Linked DNA regions of Homo sapiens: region 2 is linked to region 1. Evidence: chromatin loops called from intact Hi-C (ENCODE). Cell type or tissue: psoas muscle. All regions are shown on one strand.

Region 1 (8,000 bases):
GGGCACCACCCTCAGCAACAAGACTAGCTCTCAGCCACCCTCACAGCTCGGCGTGGCACGGACGTGCTGATCTTATGGTCAGAGGGACAAGGGGAAGTGCTGCGTAGACTCCAACTGGCAGGGGCGGATCTTTTGTCCTTTCCTTCTCCTTCCTGCAGCCTGGAACTCAAACGAGAAGGCCCGGGCTCCGGCAGCCACCTTTGGCTATGGAGTAATCTTGAGACACAGACACATGCAGGAAACTTTAGTATTAAAGTAGGAGAAGCCCCGTTCTTCTCTGACTTCATAGAGCCGTTGCACTTTATGGTAGCCTGGTTGCTTCCTTCTGGACTTTTTCTGACAGGAGAGAAATTAAACACCTGTCTTACCTAAGCCAGTATTATGTTGAATTTTCTGTTACATGCGGCCAAACTTAATCTTTACATTAATGCTACAACATTAATGAAACTGCTAGGAGAAGCTGCCTTGCCAGGCTCCCCGGTGGCTGCCATCACATCCAGCACCCGGTTTCTCAAACTTCCCCACACCCACCACAGAAAAGCAAGAACTAGGTACAGTATCTGGCATTCTGTAGGCACTGATGGTCATGGAATTCAGTCTCTCTGGTGTATTTTAAGTTGCCATTCAAAAATAAAGCACTCAGGTAATATAAGTGAATTTTGATTAAATTACAAGTAACAATTCCTATTCGGGTTGATAGAGCTCTTTCTTTAAAAAGGCTGAATTTTATCTCCTTTTATAGAATTAAAGTTTTTACTTTTCATTTGTGATGAGCTGAATTTTCAGGCTGATGAAATAAGTCACTGATATTTACCACACAGGACTTAATCAAAAAGAAGCTTAGGTTTCAATGGTGGGTTTCCTTTTTGGGCATGGACCGTGGTTTTATAGTGGAAAGCTTTGTAGCTTGGCTCACACTGATGTCCGCTGCTCCTCACATGTGCGTCTTATCTTGGAGGCTGGGCTCCTCCGTAGGTTCTCCTGCCAACAAGCGAGACAGAAAGGAGGCGGCAGCTGGGGGAACTCAGCCTTCCTTCCCACCACACCTGCACCTTGCTGAGCCACTGCTCCCAAGACGAGGCACAGAATTCCCAGAGCAGCCTGGCTTCAACCTACTCATTTGGTGTTCTTTAAATTAAAAAAAAAAAAAAAAAACTTCTGGCAAATCGTGGTGGCTCACGCTTGTAATCCCAACACTTTGGGAGGCTGATGAAGGTGGATTGCTTCAGCCCGGGAAGGAGTTCCAGGCCAGCCTGGGCAACATGGTGAAACCCTGTCTCTATAAAAGAAATTCAAAAGTAATCCAGGTGTGTTGGCACGTGCCTGTAGTCCCTGCTACTCGGGAGGCCGAGATGGGAGAATCAGATATCTGAGCCTGGCAGTTTGATGCTGCAGTGAGCCAGATTGTGCCACTGCACTCCAGCCGGAGCAAGAGAGCAAGATCTGTCTCAAAAAAAAAAAAAAAAAATTTTCTTACATCACTAGTTTTCTTGCATGGCCTATGAGTTCCCATCCACTCTGTAAGCCTTTATAAGTGTTATGGTGGGATCCAAGTATAAGCTCTGAGTTACTGTCTCATTCTCCCCCGTTCACTTACAGATGACATTCTCGCAGACCAGACCAGCAAGTCTCCTTGCCCGAGGCCACACAGGCAGGAACCGCCAGGCACCCCGTCCAGTGTCCCAGCCGAGCCCTCCTGGGAGGTTCCTGTGTGCTGGACACATGCCTGGCTGGCTATTACCTGTGTAGTTTATCCAGTGGTTACACTGACTTGAAGTGGTCTTTCTGAAGACGACATTGACTTTGAAATTACTTGCATTATCCAGTGATCAGCTCTGGTCATTGTGATCCTTTCCAAGCCATACATAATTTTGGGTTTTGCTGTGGCTGCTGACCAGCATCTCTGTTTAAGAGACTGAGCTTTGTGCTAGAGATTCTGGTTTTGATGCATTTCCTAGGCACGCCCACTTCTCCAGTAGAAAGCCAGGAGTGAGTCCCTCACCGAGCTGATCCTTGTGAAGATGAACAGTTCTCTCCATTTGTGTTTAGTGACAAGTATGTTCGTTAAAATATCACGAAGCCTTCACAAGATGTTCTACTAACTAGTTCGAGACACAGCTTGTATACTGTGCACTGAATGAGTTTGCATAGGTTGTTACATAGATTATCATACACCTATAATAAATAGAGTATGGAAAACACTGCTAAAAAGTTTCAATGAGGACCAGGTGCAGTGGCTCACACTTGTCATCCCAGCACTTCGGGAGGCTGAGGCAGGAGGATCGCTTGAGCCCAGGAATTCAAGGCTGCAGTGAGCTATGATTACGCCACTGTACTCTAGCCTGGGCAACAGTGATACTCTGTCTCAAAAAAAATAAAAATAAAAATTCATTGAGTTTAAGAGGGGTTTTTTGTATGGTTACAAAAAAAAAGCAGTTTAATTCCTTTACTCTTATGAGCCACTTATTTGGTTCTTCAAACATGTAGAGGCCAAAAAGGCACTGTTTCTTTAGGTTAAAAAAATGGGCAAAAAATCTGATTTTATGTTTCTTTTCTCAAAAATTATTCACTAATTATTAACAGCAAACGCTGCGTCTCCTGGAGTCACCAGGCACCGAGCGTTGTGTGTGTTTCACCCGCTTGGCGTTTTCATTCTCATTTCATGTATTTGAAAGCTGGGGCTCCGTACAGTTATGACATTGACCCAGAGTCACTCAGATTGCAAATGACAGAGCCAGGGTGTGAACCCAGATAGGTCAACCTCAGCCTGAGTGTCTCTAACTCTTCAGGTTAACAGCCTTCTCCGGATACCAAAGCAGCACTAAACCATCTATTCAGCTGTGCGGGCACCTGTGTGGGATAGAAGGGGCTGAGGGATCCTGCTGCCACATTGATAACTATCGCTGGAACCAGGGTCTGAAACCGAGTCAGACTGACCCTGAAACCTACTTGCCTGACCATTTTACTCCCATACCTCGGGCTATCTTGCAAAGGAAGGGTTAAAGAATACGTGATGCAACCTCCTGAAACAGGCAGCCTAGGAACTTTGACCCACACACTCAGCCCCGATCTCTGTGGCCACCTCTGTGATACAGACGGCCGCTTGGGGACAGCAGAGGCTCAGGGGCAGTGAAAAGCAGTGCCGGGGCTGGAGATGAAAGAGCCAATTCTCCATTCTTCTGTGAGTCCCCGGAGATGAACACTGTGAACTTGTTCCCAGTCTCTGTGTCTCGTGCCAGCGGCCCTCCCCTCCCCCTTCCAAGGACAAGTCCACCCCCAGAGGATTTGCCCCTGGAAATGGGTCCTCATGGACAGGGGAGAATCAGAGATTATTTGCTTGAGGTGGCAAAAAAAAAAAAAAAAAAAAAAAAAAATACAGACACATCTCCGGCCAACCCTTTTTATAGATGTATTTTTGTTTTTTACAAACCAAATAGCAGAGGTTGATTATTAGTACAGTAGTTTGGGGTTTTTTCTCATCATTAACCACTTAGTTACTATAAATGTGTTTTAACTCACGGGGAAAAAGTCCAGCATACCGTAAAACCTGAGTCCCACCCAGCCAGCTCGGAATGGAAGGCTTCCAAGGCCCGGGAGGCGCGCTCTGTCAAGTTGCTGATTCGGGAGATAGCAGTGAATCGGGGTTCCACCACGCCCCCAGAATACTATTCACAGCAGCTTTGTCATTGACCGTTCTCCCTTTTGGACGAGATCTGAAACAAAGCTTCCAATCACTTCCGATCCTAATAGCGTTACCTCTCTTAGGTAGGGTGTAAGGATTCTTAGTCAAATTTCAACTCAAGTAGGTTACCTAGGAACATTCTTAGGGCTTAACCTACTTAGTTCTTCTTGCGGTTTCAGTTGAAAGTGATAGACTCTTCCAGGCTCTTTGTGTTCCACGGTCCGGTGGTGAAATCACTGCTATCTCTCCCTCCTTAGAGAGCCCACTGCTTCCCACCAATGAGTTAAGTAGTTTTTCTTGCCCATTTCTGCAAATTTGTGTTCATAAAATCAGTTGATGGATGAAAGTTACTGAAGAAATTGCTAACAATTTCGAGGCTTTCCTTAAATTGATAGTTTGTTTTACTTTATTCTAGTTCTCAGTGGAAACAAAAGGCAAGAATGATCTTTGGAATGTTCTGTTTACAAAATCAACCCAAACAAGATATAGATGAGACTCATTGTCTTCCTCCAGAATAACAATCGCCTTTAATTTCTGTGCTGCTGAAACAGTCACAAGAGTCATGATAGATCCAGAAAGAGACCCTTGGTGCTTCATGTGGTATCTTTCTTTAGTACGGGTCTCTTTTACATTCAGCAGGTTTCATTAGAAAAAAGAATTTCAAAGTATTTCATTAACAAAATTGAGAAAATGCGTATTTAAACATTGACATCCTTATGAAAGAGTAATTTCTTACATAAATGTAGCATTTTCACCTATGTTACCTCATTTAATCTTCAGAACTAATCTTAAGTTGCAATTTCACAATTTTATAGACAAGGAAATGGAAACTCATAGATGTTAATTCACTCGTTCCGGGCCACGGAGGTGTACTTTTTAGAGCATAGTCTTATTTAATGGTCTTGACTCTAAGTCCAAAACAGAAGCCTCCACTTTGCTGAGCACCAAAAGATCGGGAGATGAGTCAGTGTGTGAGTCCCAAGAGGAAGAGAATCTGCGGGTCCTTAGCAGTTAAGGAAGCGTCATGAAACATTTCTTGAAGAATGGATAGGATTTAAATAGTTTAGAAGATGCAGTCTTGAAACTATGTGGGTGATCCAGGTTGCATGAGCAACAAATATTTGTTGGACAATTGAAGAGTGAATGAATGAGGACGGAGGGTGTCTGAGATCAGGAAAATGATCTGGGAAGGTATGAAGGCAAACATTCCCACGACGTGTTCGGGGAACCGTGAGTAGGAGCCACTGGCTCTAAGAGAGTGTCCCTCTGGACAAGTAGAGAGAGATGGACTGCCATGGGTGCTCTGGGGGCTCGAAGGGCATGGAAGGGCATGGAAGGCCAGGCTAAAAAGTGTTGATTTTGCCTTACAGATTAGGTCAGGTCTTCATTGCTTTTGACTAAGGAACTTTATCCTGAAGACAAGATCATGGGAAATCATTGACAACTTGTAGGACATGATATGACCAAACTCAGTGTTTTAGGAAGATGAGCAGGGAGTGAAGCACAAAACAGATGAAGAGTGTGTGTTGACTCTGGTTTTAGGAACTCACCCTGTGCCTCTCTAAAGCTTCTGTCAGCTCTTCCCATCAGTGGGAAGCAGATTTAGAGGCCAAGCTGCCTAGAAGACATAGGGTTAAAGAAAAAAAAAAGGAAGAAAAAGAAATGCACCTTTAAAATTTCCCAACCTTGATTTATACCTACAGAGATGTATGTGTGGTCACTCCTTTTATTAGGGTTTTTAAGCTAATCAGTAGGCTTGACTAAAGAATTGTAAAACTTTCACTACAAGAAAAATTAAAAGAAGTCATTTCCTGTATCTAAAATGATCACGTATACTTCTGAAATTAGGAAAACGCAGGCCAATGATAAAAATATAACTGTAACGAAACTGTAGGTTTTTTACTGATTGTATTACACAATATTTCCTTTTGGATTCTTAATACAAAGCAATGCAACACTGGTTTGGTTTAAAATAAAATATGGAGAGATTCTTGTTCTGTAGGAAGCTCATCACTCTAATGGGTGTCTTACTCACTGGAACAGTATTTTGGCTGTACTGGAGCACATCGAAAGGAATGAGATTTAGCTTTGCCAAACTTCCACTGTGAAAGAGTTTGCTACAACAGTGTTTTATTTTATTCTTATTGAACTTCAGCCAGTTGAAAATAGAATCTCCTCACCATCCTTTTAAATTAGCCTTAAGCTGCAGATAAAAGACAAAAATCAATGTGCAAATTTAGCTCCTTGTGCTCGGTTCCTTAAGAAATTTACCCCAGTGCTAATATGCAGGATGCATAGATAATAGAACATAGAGTAACTGGAAGTTTTAAAGTAGCATTTCTTGTTCAGTTTAGGTCTACTTAAGAGTCTGGTAAATCCTGTACATAAATTGTTTCTTTAATGCTACATTAAAGACAGTGCATCTCTTTATACTGTCCATACTAGCTCAGTAACACTGCCCCTGATAACATTTCATGTGGCCATGACAAATTATGGTGAAATTTTCAGTGTCCAATTGGAATGGAAATTGCTAGAAAAAAGCGGTGCCTAAATAATGGTGCAATTCTATTTATTCCATTTCACTAAGAATTACTAAGGGCTTCGAAAACCCAAATCGAAAAAGGAAGCACATAAACAATGTTCGTATTGGCCATACTAGCTTGAATGTCTCTAATTGTTCTAAGTGGTACAGGTGCTATGAGCTCCTAAGAATATCCCTGTGTTTGAGAGGAGTTAACTCAGAGCCTTGGGTTGCTTGCTGTCCTGCCGCACTGCACGAGAAAGGTTAGCAACATAAAGAAATGCAACTTTGCCTACTTCAGGCATTAATATAAAGAAACCTACGTACAGGCACCCAGAGACACAAAAAGAGAGAGAAAGCTCACCATTCTTGAAAAAGGCAGTTCTGCAGGCTCCACAAACAAGTACACCAGTGAATGGGAATGATAAGAGGAGAACAATTTGGTTACATTCAGAGACCTGGTGGGCAAATGGAAATGGGACAAGCAGTAGAAATTAGGCCAGATCATGGAAGATTTGTTTTGTTTTGTTTTCATGGCATGATACCTGCAAGGCCAGGAAGGCTGAAGCCAGAACACCAATGCAATTAATTAGCAGAAACCAAAAAGTAATTAATTTAGCACACCACCATATAGGGCAGAAGCAAATACTGCTGTTTGTAGCCAGGGATGGGGAAAGGATCTAACCACACTCCAGGCACCTCTGCACATGGCACCACAGAGAGAAAGATGGAGGAGGAGTGCAGCCGTACGCTGGGAGTCATCACAATTGTTTTTTTACCGATAAAAGCAAGTGGGAACAATTGGCCAAAACAAGCCTGGATTGTAGTAGAAAATTAAGCTAAGAAAGAAAGATCAGGGGACATTGTGATAAAACAATCCACGTAATTTCTATAACATGGATCCAGCTTAATAAGATGTCCTGAAGTTCAGCATGAGTAAAGTTCCAGGACAGTTCAGGGTTGTCATAGGAAATCTACATTTTTCAAATTAACAGGACTTAAAGATGTTACTGTTACTTCAACACTTGGTAAATTTCACTGCAAATATATAAGCCATTTTAAAGGAAAGTATTAGATAATCAAAGAATTCGTTAAGAAAAAGAACAAATTGAGTGCCCACAATATAAATGGTGGCCCTGCTGCAGATTAGTTCCCGATGCCTGAGATAAGATGCTGGAGGAAATCGCGGCATCATCAATTTAATCCCACACAAAATGCAAGCGACCACCTTAGCTTAGTTGCAGTTGTGGTGGGCATGAACTTCACAGGGGCATAATTGAAGGCCAAAATTAAATGCTCTTTATTTCTCTGTATCTCCGTGTAATGTCCTGATCCTGAGCCCCAGACTGCCTCATGGGTCCAGTAGGGATGCCTCTCAGCAGGTTGTGCATCGGGAGAATTTTGCTGCATTGAGCTCCAGAGCTGCTTCCCTGTGTCTCCTCTCCCACTGCTGACCCCACCCCCATCTACTCTAAGCCCCAGCAAATCACCCCAGCACTCCCAGGCAGTGAGTGGGGGAGGGCGTGCCCCCTCCTCTCTCTGTTTTGGTCCAGCCTATATGTCACAGGGCTTCTTTAAACAGTGACTGGGCCTTTCTGCTGGCCTTCACTTAACTCTCAGCTCAGCTTGCAGGCACCCTCTGAGACGCAGGCACTGCCCCCTTATAGAATCTGCATAGTGGGCTGCCTAGCCAGGGGGCTTCGTTGTGTGGCCTTTTCTCTGGCAGGCTTTCAGATTTCCCCCTTCCCCCAAGAATGGAGCCAAGGGGTGGACCCCAACATAGCCTGCTGGCTGCAA
Region 2 (8,000 bases), 780 kb after region 1:
TTTGGAATATTTGCAACTCTTGAGATTTTTTTGAAGCACAAAATGTGTTTGAGAGTACAGGACAGCCTCAGAGGCACAGAGATAAAAATAACCGAATTATTTCCATTCACTCCTCTGTTTGAAGTCATAAAATAAACTGAGAAACAGCATGAATCGTAAAAAGATGAATTGGGAATCTGAAATTCTTTCAGCTTTGTTCATCTAAGATATTCATTGTTTGGAAGTGGTTTATTATAAATTTTTCTGTCATTGGTGACCCTTGGTTAAAACTTAAAAAAAGAAACATATTATCAAGATCTTATTGGTCCAGACTAAGTGTTTGATACTGTATCTTAGAGCCATTATAAATGTCTTTCTCAACAGTACCACTTTTGTTACCCTCATATTCATTATTCAGGATGCCACACATTTAATCACATAAGATCCATAAGAAATTTAAATGCTTTGAAGTTCATATGGCCACATAAGAGCTTTATAACTTATGGGCATAAGAAGAAATTTCATTTTTACATGGCACTAAGAGACAAGAGGATAGAAGCCCATGGAAACAGATGGAGGTGGCTTAGACCCAAGCATCGGTTTTGAGAACACAGGCCAGGGGTTAAGGACAGCTTCTGGAGGCTCCTGCTGTTCTTCTGCCCTCCCCCACCCCATCTAGTCCTCAGCACAGTGCCTCCCTGTCCTTTACTGTAGAAGGGTTCTGATTCAGAGATAATGATGCTGTGAGAACAAATTGGGGGAGAAAAAGGTGAAGTTAAAATTAACTCTGGTAGTATGGGGTGAAAGAGGCAAAAAAAAAAATGCTTGAAGATTTACTGAATATACGTCATCCAGATTCTGCCAAGAGAATGTACAGTGCTAAGTGTTGGGTGTGTTTTTCAGTATTTCTCTGGAGTGCTCTCAGAAAAATCCTCGTAGAAACGACTGAATGAGAGTGTATGGTTTGCTGTAGAAAAGTTATATTTAAGATAGCTAAAACTAATTTTTAAATGAAAGGCAGTTTTGCTTGTGGAGTTTCACAAACATCAAAATGCCTTTTAGATATCTGTCTTAAACGAATCCTAATATGTAACAAAGAGAAGCCATTCCAGCGTGGGGCCAAGGCTTCCTAAACCAAATGATTTTTGTGTTTTAACAAAGTGCCCTGGACTTGGAACCTGGAAGACTGCTTGGAAATTTAGATCTACCTTAACTCACCTTCTCTGGGCCTCTGGAGCCTCTGTTTGTGCCCCGTACTGTGCATAGACCTGCTCCCAAGTGTCATTGGAACATATTTATTCCCAGCTCTGCATCCAGTGACCTCACATTGGTGGCTTGCAGTTGGCCATGTGGGAGCATTTACACCATGGAAATTGGCAAATCCTAGCTATCACGGCTTTATTCTCTCAAAGAGTCAGTAGTGAGGTATTTGCCAACAAACTTCTGTTGCTGGCTGATATTTAGGATACTCTGAAAATTCCATGCTGGTCTGATTCTATGGAGCAATTGTTTGCTTTTAGCTCTTAGTTTCCACTAATTCAGTGACATAAACTCCAGAGAATTACATTTTGTCTCAAAGCCCTCCAGGCGGGGCTTGGTCAGCTATGGGATGGGTGAGTGGCAAGTGGCTCTGTGAATGCGTCTTGGGGCTCCGCCTCTCCCCTTTAGTCAGAGCTCTGTTATTCCACCCCGATCCTCATCATTAGCTGCTAGAAATAGTCACCACATGGTCTGCAGAGCCTTGCTTGCATGAGGTATGCCCAGAGGAATGGACATTCTTCAGCTTCTCTTCCCTGAAGTCACATTTCCAATGAAAAGACTGAGACCCAATCTAAGCGCAAATGCTTGGTATTATCATTTACGTACATTACATTGTATCCCCCTGCAATTCTGCCTCCTGCCAAAACTTTACAGTGTACATCATGTACCCATTCCAATAGTAGCTTTCCTGGGGAAAATGAAAAGTACATAAAAGTACTGGCTATGTGGAAATAACACCTTTATATAACATTGATCCTTAGTAAGATCAAAACATAGGATAAAAGTAATCATGTTCTCAGAAGCAACACATGAGTACATGAAAATCAGTGTGTGGTCTATTTGCTTTTCTCTTTTGGATTATTTATAGAGATAGTTGTGGCATTTCAACAAGAGAATGGCCACGTTTGATTGTCTTACCCATGAGGGGTGTGTTATGTATACACTCTCCTAAGGCTTGGGAGGGAATAAAGTGTTCCTCTCTCCTGCAAATGCCGTAATTTACTAGCCACTTGCACCTGTCATGCTGCACATTTCTCTCCCAGTGGGAATACTACGTATGCCTTCAATAAGCCACCATCCCTGGCAACTAAAGGAAGGGCAGAAAGCTGTGTGTGTCCATTAAGTCTATTTTGCACCTTTGATCTTCTTGCTTGGCCACTTTATTTGTCATCTTTCCAACTCTTCTGGCTAAAGTGGTGCGGCTTTCACCTTAAATCAAGTATTTTCCATTCTTTAGCAATTTAATTTGTAAATCTTTTACAGCACGTTTTTGCTTTGGTTTGATCCCTTCTGGAGAAGGTGGATGTTGGGGATATGGAAGAAAGAGTTTAAGAAAAAATAATCCAGATTATAGGGGTGAACATCATCAAAATACAGCTTCCTCAAAACAATGTGCTTCTCTCATTTGCAGACATTATTTCTGAAGAGTTATATTTGTCCCTTGTTTCAATGGAAGTAGTTTATTTCCATTTATTTTCAACTTTTCTCTCGCATTTTGTATTTTCTGCATTATTTTTGATAGAAAGTGGGCATACTTGAGTTGTCAACCATGTAGGGAAACTTTTAAGTTCTTTTAATATTTTCAACAGGAGCCCTATAATTGGATAATTATTTTTTTAAAATACTTTTTGGCTTGTTCTACTTTTTCCCTTTTGGGCTGTCTTACTATGTTTGAAAATGCACACACGATAAAACCTAATAATAGTAATTCCGTGCACAGATTTTCCTCATGGCAACGTTCTTGAACCATGATCACACTTTCATAATGCGGCGTCCTAGTGGCCAGATGACATTTCTGGCTCGTCACTTGTTGAGCCATCTTAACCTTGAACCAGCTTTGAGTCCTTCACAGTCAGTGCTAGCGGACAGAGCCCCCTGCTGGAAGTTCTGGGCACCTGTATTTCCCCTGGAAACGGAAGGTCACTCCCCAAGGCTGGGAGACCAGGAGGCTGGAATATACCCAATTCGTGAAAAAAATGGACAGAAAGCATTCGACTGACAGCATGAGTCAATAAAACCTCAAATTATTTTTTCAATACACTTCCTTTCCTTTTGAAAGTTTGGGTAAGAAAGGCAAATACCAGATCTCTTTAAACGATCTATTGTTTCTCAAATTAGAATTTCCTAAGAAATGATTCTTTTGGTTAATAAAAGGTATGCCAGCAGTGGGGTGGGTATTATATTTTCTCATTTCAAATTTTGGAAATGGTGGATTAAATACAATTAAACATGATTCTTTGTTGCAGAACTTCTCAGTGCCTTTAATATGAAAAGTGCATTTTGTACAACAGAGTTTTTCCTAAACTTGTTTGACCATGGGCATTTATTTTGTGGCACATTTATTAATGTTTTTGGAAGAGTGCTTCGCAGAATATCAGTTTAGGAAATCCACTGATGTTCTTCACTCATTTTTCTAAGGCTTCTGTTTCAAAGAATACTTCAATTTTATTCTAATTATACCACTGTACATACAACTGCGGGAAGGCTATTTCTTAATATTCTAATGCTGAGAGACACAATGCTTGGCACTTGGATAGTCAGGGAAGTTTTTATTCATTTGAGTCTTGGCTCATTTTTTGTGCTATCTTTATGAATATCTTCGTTTAGACATAGGTTCATCCATATTTTATAAAAATGATTTTTCCTTAGTTTTAATGGACATACTTTAACAGTTAGCAGTGTTTGAAAAGAAGACTTAAGAATTATATGCATCTTAGATTTATAGGCCAATAAAGTATTGATTCTATGTAGGAAAGAGTGAGCTGGTCTCATACAGGTATTTTGGGATCAAGCGCTTCTCATAAAATCAGTGTTTGAAAAGGAAATTATCATATTACTCTTCATATTATAGTGGTTTTGTTACTTTAAAAGTGCTCTTATGGGATCATACACAGGTGCATACTCACTTTATAGGTGTGACTGGGCAATGGAAGTGTTTACTAGAAAATATCTCATGAGAAAACTTAGATTTTCTAGGGTTTCCAGTTTGAAACATTCACAAGGTTCTGATTACTTAAATTACATTTTAATAAACAAATGTTCTGGTCTAATCCAGATCTTGTGATTTCTCTGTAGCTGGTTACTTCTTACTGTATCAACTAAATGTAAGAAACAGTTCTCCGTGTAGAATTCAAGTGTTGTCCTATTTTTTATTAGCTGCTAGAAGAGAGTGCCCCAAGTTTTTCCTCCAGGGCACATGGTTTGATTGGCATACTTTAGCTTTGTTCTCAGGAGCACCATGTCACGTGGATTCTCTCCTATTTAATCAGGCCACTGTAAAACGTGGTACAAAATGGTCAGAATGATTAGGGTCATACAGTGCTTACCGGACTGCTGCCATTTGGTTTATTCATTCTGCTAAGATTCTCAGCTTTAGGAAGAGCTGCTTTACTCAGGAGGAAGAGAAAATTAATTCTCCAATCCTAAGTCTTCCGTCTCAACGCTGCATCCTGAAGTGATTTGTAAAATTCAACTCTAACCCTGCGGATTCTGGGTCAAAACACACCCATCTTCAGTTTCCCTGCAGAAGGACAGAGCCGGAGAGGAACGTGCTGTCTGTCTGTCCTTCTGGGCCTGGTCTCAGCCAAAGCTTCCAGATAGGTGCTTTCAGGATTTCCCAATTGCTTCAAGTAACCTCTTTCAGGACTTTGCAGTCTTACTGTTCAAACCGCTTTCTTTCCCCGAGTCCCTTTAAGAAAATGCAATATGTAGATATTTGATTTAAATAAAATCCACAAACATTGTTAAGCATATTTATTAGATAATTGTTTCTTCCCATTACAGAAATACTCTCTACTCCAAAAACGTATTCAATTCCTTCAAACAGAAAACTTCTGGTGACTTTGAATATGACACATTTCAAAAGAATGGGGAATTCCTGTTAGGCCCCCGGCACTGTGGGCTTCCTCATGCTGCTCTCTTGTTCAATGCAATGCAAGTCCCACCAATCCTGGAATTCTTGCTGATGTCTAGCTCCTGCCTCCTGCTTGCAAGTAGAGTTTCCAGACAAAATACGAACACCCTGGCCATGTTTGGGACATGCTGCTACTAAAAAAGTATTCCCTACTTATCTGAAGTTCAAATTTAACTGGGCATCCTCTGTTGTTATTTACTAAATTTGGCCACCCTAATTCTAATTCACTTGGACTCTGACAAAATGCGCAGGATTTTATAAAAAGACTTTTATTCTGAGTCGAAGAAATGTAACATAAATGGCAATATTCTCTCTCTCTTCTGGGACAGGGTCTTGCTCTGTCTCCCTGGCTGGAGTACAGTGTGCAATCATGCATGGCTCACTGCAGCCTCAACAATCCTGGACTGAGGTGATCCTCCCATCTCAGCCTTTCAGGTAGCTGGGACTGCAGGTGCATACCACCAGGCCAGGCTAAATTTTGTATTTTTTTGCATAGAGACGGAGTTTCACTATGTTGCCCAGGCTGGCCTTGAACTCCTGGGCTCAAGTAATCCTCCCACCTCAGCCTCCCAAAGTGCTGGGATTACAGGTGTGAACTGAGTCCTGCTGGCAATTATTTTTATCGTCAAGAAACCTGATTCTTTTTACTTTAACACTGAGATTGATTCCAACATCACCTTCACAGATACCTGGGACTTTCTCTGGGAAAGTCCACAGCAGCCTTCAGGGGCCCCAATGTGTCCCCTTTAAATCCCAGCGACTGAGCTGTTGCTCGGGGTTCCGCTACTGGCACCCGGCCCACTGAGCAGGACAGCTCCTTCCTGGAATCTCCTGACCCTGAGTGGGAGCCCCTCTGTTCCAGCGAGCTCCAGGCCTGCCTCCTTCACGAGGCCCCCAGCTCGGGCTGGCAGGGACTGCACCTTGGCTGCTCTCTTCCGTGCTCACATGTGGGCACTCACTCCGTGTTGTGCCCCCTCCCTCCACGCGTGTCATCTACCCAACATCGGGAAGCTCGCTGAGGGCTCACTCCCTAGCTTTCTCCTGTTTCCTTGGGATTGCGAGCTATTCTTAGTCAGTGTTTAATAAATGCTTCCTGAATGAATAAAAATGTCATTCCAACAGAAGCTCCAGTCACACGCCCTGGAGATTTAGCACTACAATCTGAAGAACATGTTCAAAACCCATTTTTCTGTAAAATAACAGACCTTACCAATCGCTCTTGTAATAATCCTTATGGAGGAGGAGAATCTTATCAGCTTCCCTTAATTCCACAGAGGTAATCCCTGCAGCCCCAGCTTCATCGTGGCAATTATATCAGTTCTTTGTTGTTCTGTTTTAGATTTGTTTCCTGAATTCTCAGTGAATGCCAGGGATTGATTGAACTGGGTCATTTGTATTTAATCCAGATTCTTTGTCTCTGCAAGGATTGGAGCCTTGGCCCCGGGACATGCTCCTGGGTGCGCTGCGTTTCTCCCAGCCCTGAATCAGGACACTCTGAGCTGCCTTTCCCTGGCTGGCATGGAGGAGCAGGAAGAATCCTGACGCTGGAGTCAGGAAGGCTGGGTTCCAACCCGGCTCCTCTCCGCTCCTGGGCTGAGAGGGTCATAGCACCTTGTGGGGCCACCTGGGGTGTGCTGGGTGCACGGCGGGCCCCTCAGCCATGCCCGTTCCTCGTCCTCCCTCTCTTCTACGTTCCACTCCTTACACACTTGTGTGTAATTTAGCTCTTATTGACAGAATAAAGTAAGGAGGGCTTTATTCTCACGTGCCCAGGAGCTCCATGAGCTTATGCAGTGCAGAAATGAACCACTAAACCACGGTACTTTTTCAGAAAGCAACTTTCTCCTTTTCCTTGATTTTTGGAGACTAAATATGGCAAATGCCTTCTGGTGCCCCTTCCGTGGTGCTCATTAATTAGCCCTGAGGCATTTTCTGTTGGTGATCCCTGTCATCTCCTTTCCCACTCCGTGCAGGCTTTGTCTGAAGACCAGGAGGGAGAAGAAACTTTTGGTGTCTCCAACGTGTGCAGGGCTGGGAGCTGCTGTGGCCTCATTCTTGGGGGTGGTGGGGTGTGAGGAGGATACATAAGCTTCTGGGGCACCTGGCACCAGCCAGTAACCTGGGACTCTCTCACCCTCCGTTTTCAGCTTTGGGGGCTACAAAACCTGCCCAAAGGATGTGCCGTGAGTGCTGCTCTATCATTTCACTGTCACTGGGGATGAAAAGGTGGGAGAAATGATGCAAGGAGTTCTCACTGCCATTCTTTTATTTGCTCTGACATTAAAAAAAAAAAAAAAGGTAGAGCTTGTATTTCTTACATGCCCAACTGTTGTTTTTAAAACTTAGAAATTTGGAAAAGCTTCTGTGACACCTGCATTTTTTTTTTTTTTTTAAGTTGGAGTTTCCCTCTTGTTGCCCAGGCTGGAGTGCAGTGGCACGATCTTGGCTCACTGCAAACTCTGCCTCCCTCGTTCAAGCGATTCTCCTGCCTCAGCCTCCGAAGTATCTGGGATTAAAGGCACGTGCCACCACACCCAGCTAATTTTTGTATTTTTAGTAGAGACGGGGTTTCACTATGTTGGTCAGGCTGGTCTGGAACTCCTAACCTTGTGATCCACCCGTCTTGGCCTCCCAGAGTGCTGGGATTACAGGCATGAGCCACTGCGCCCAGCCTGACAGCTGCATTTTTAAACTGTGCTGGAGACAGTGCACCTCTGTGATGGGGCTGGCAGGGGCTGGGGTTTGCCCAGGCTCAGGGCTGGGGTGCCACCTCCCTTGTCCTGGCGACTGCCCTTCAGGGAATGACTTTCATTGTCCTCATTCTGGAAATGAGGAAATGGAGGCTTAG

What was found. Hi-C counts contacts between places; a loop is a spot of excess contacts. Peaks named below come from ENCODE experiments on the same cell type or tissue, not always from the same donor. Only the 100,000 strongest peaks of a DNase experiment are listed, where the experiment ranks them.
Region 2: a loop joins it to region 1, with 10 times the contacts of the local background. A loop is called at or near these places in 67 of 110 quality-filtered maps.

Annotation. Positions count from the first base shown.
Region 1 is chr6:163,178,258-163,186,257 of GRCh38, forward strand. All of the region lies in intron 4 of PACRG (parkin coregulated), which reads left to right. PACRG-AS3 (PACRG antisense RNA 3) reads right to left here. Exons shown (of 4, transcript NR_122120.1): 3 at 6,568-6,661; 4 at 3,388-5,300. Among named protein-coding and RNA genes, the nearest start is that of PACRG-AS3, 9.7 kb to the right of the region's middle. RefSeq lists enhancers at 2,730-3,310, 2,940-3,234, 7,877-8,000. In psoas muscle, a CTCF peak has its summit at 3,107; a DNase peak (open chromatin) is centred at 3,124; H3K4me3 peaks cover 964 bases; H3K27ac peaks cover 2,969 bases.
Region 2 is chr6:163,953,704-163,961,703 of GRCh38, forward strand. All of the region lies in intron 4 of LOC105378102 (a long non-coding RNA gene), which reads left to right. Among named protein-coding and RNA genes, the nearest start is that of QKI, 540 kb to the left of the region's middle. RefSeq lists enhancers at 6,498-7,269, 7,607-8,000. In psoas muscle, a CTCF peak has its summit at 3,115 (motif pointing left); DNase peaks (open chromatin) are centred at 1,613 and 3,098; H3K4me3 peaks cover 1,229 bases; H3K27ac peaks cover 7,195 bases.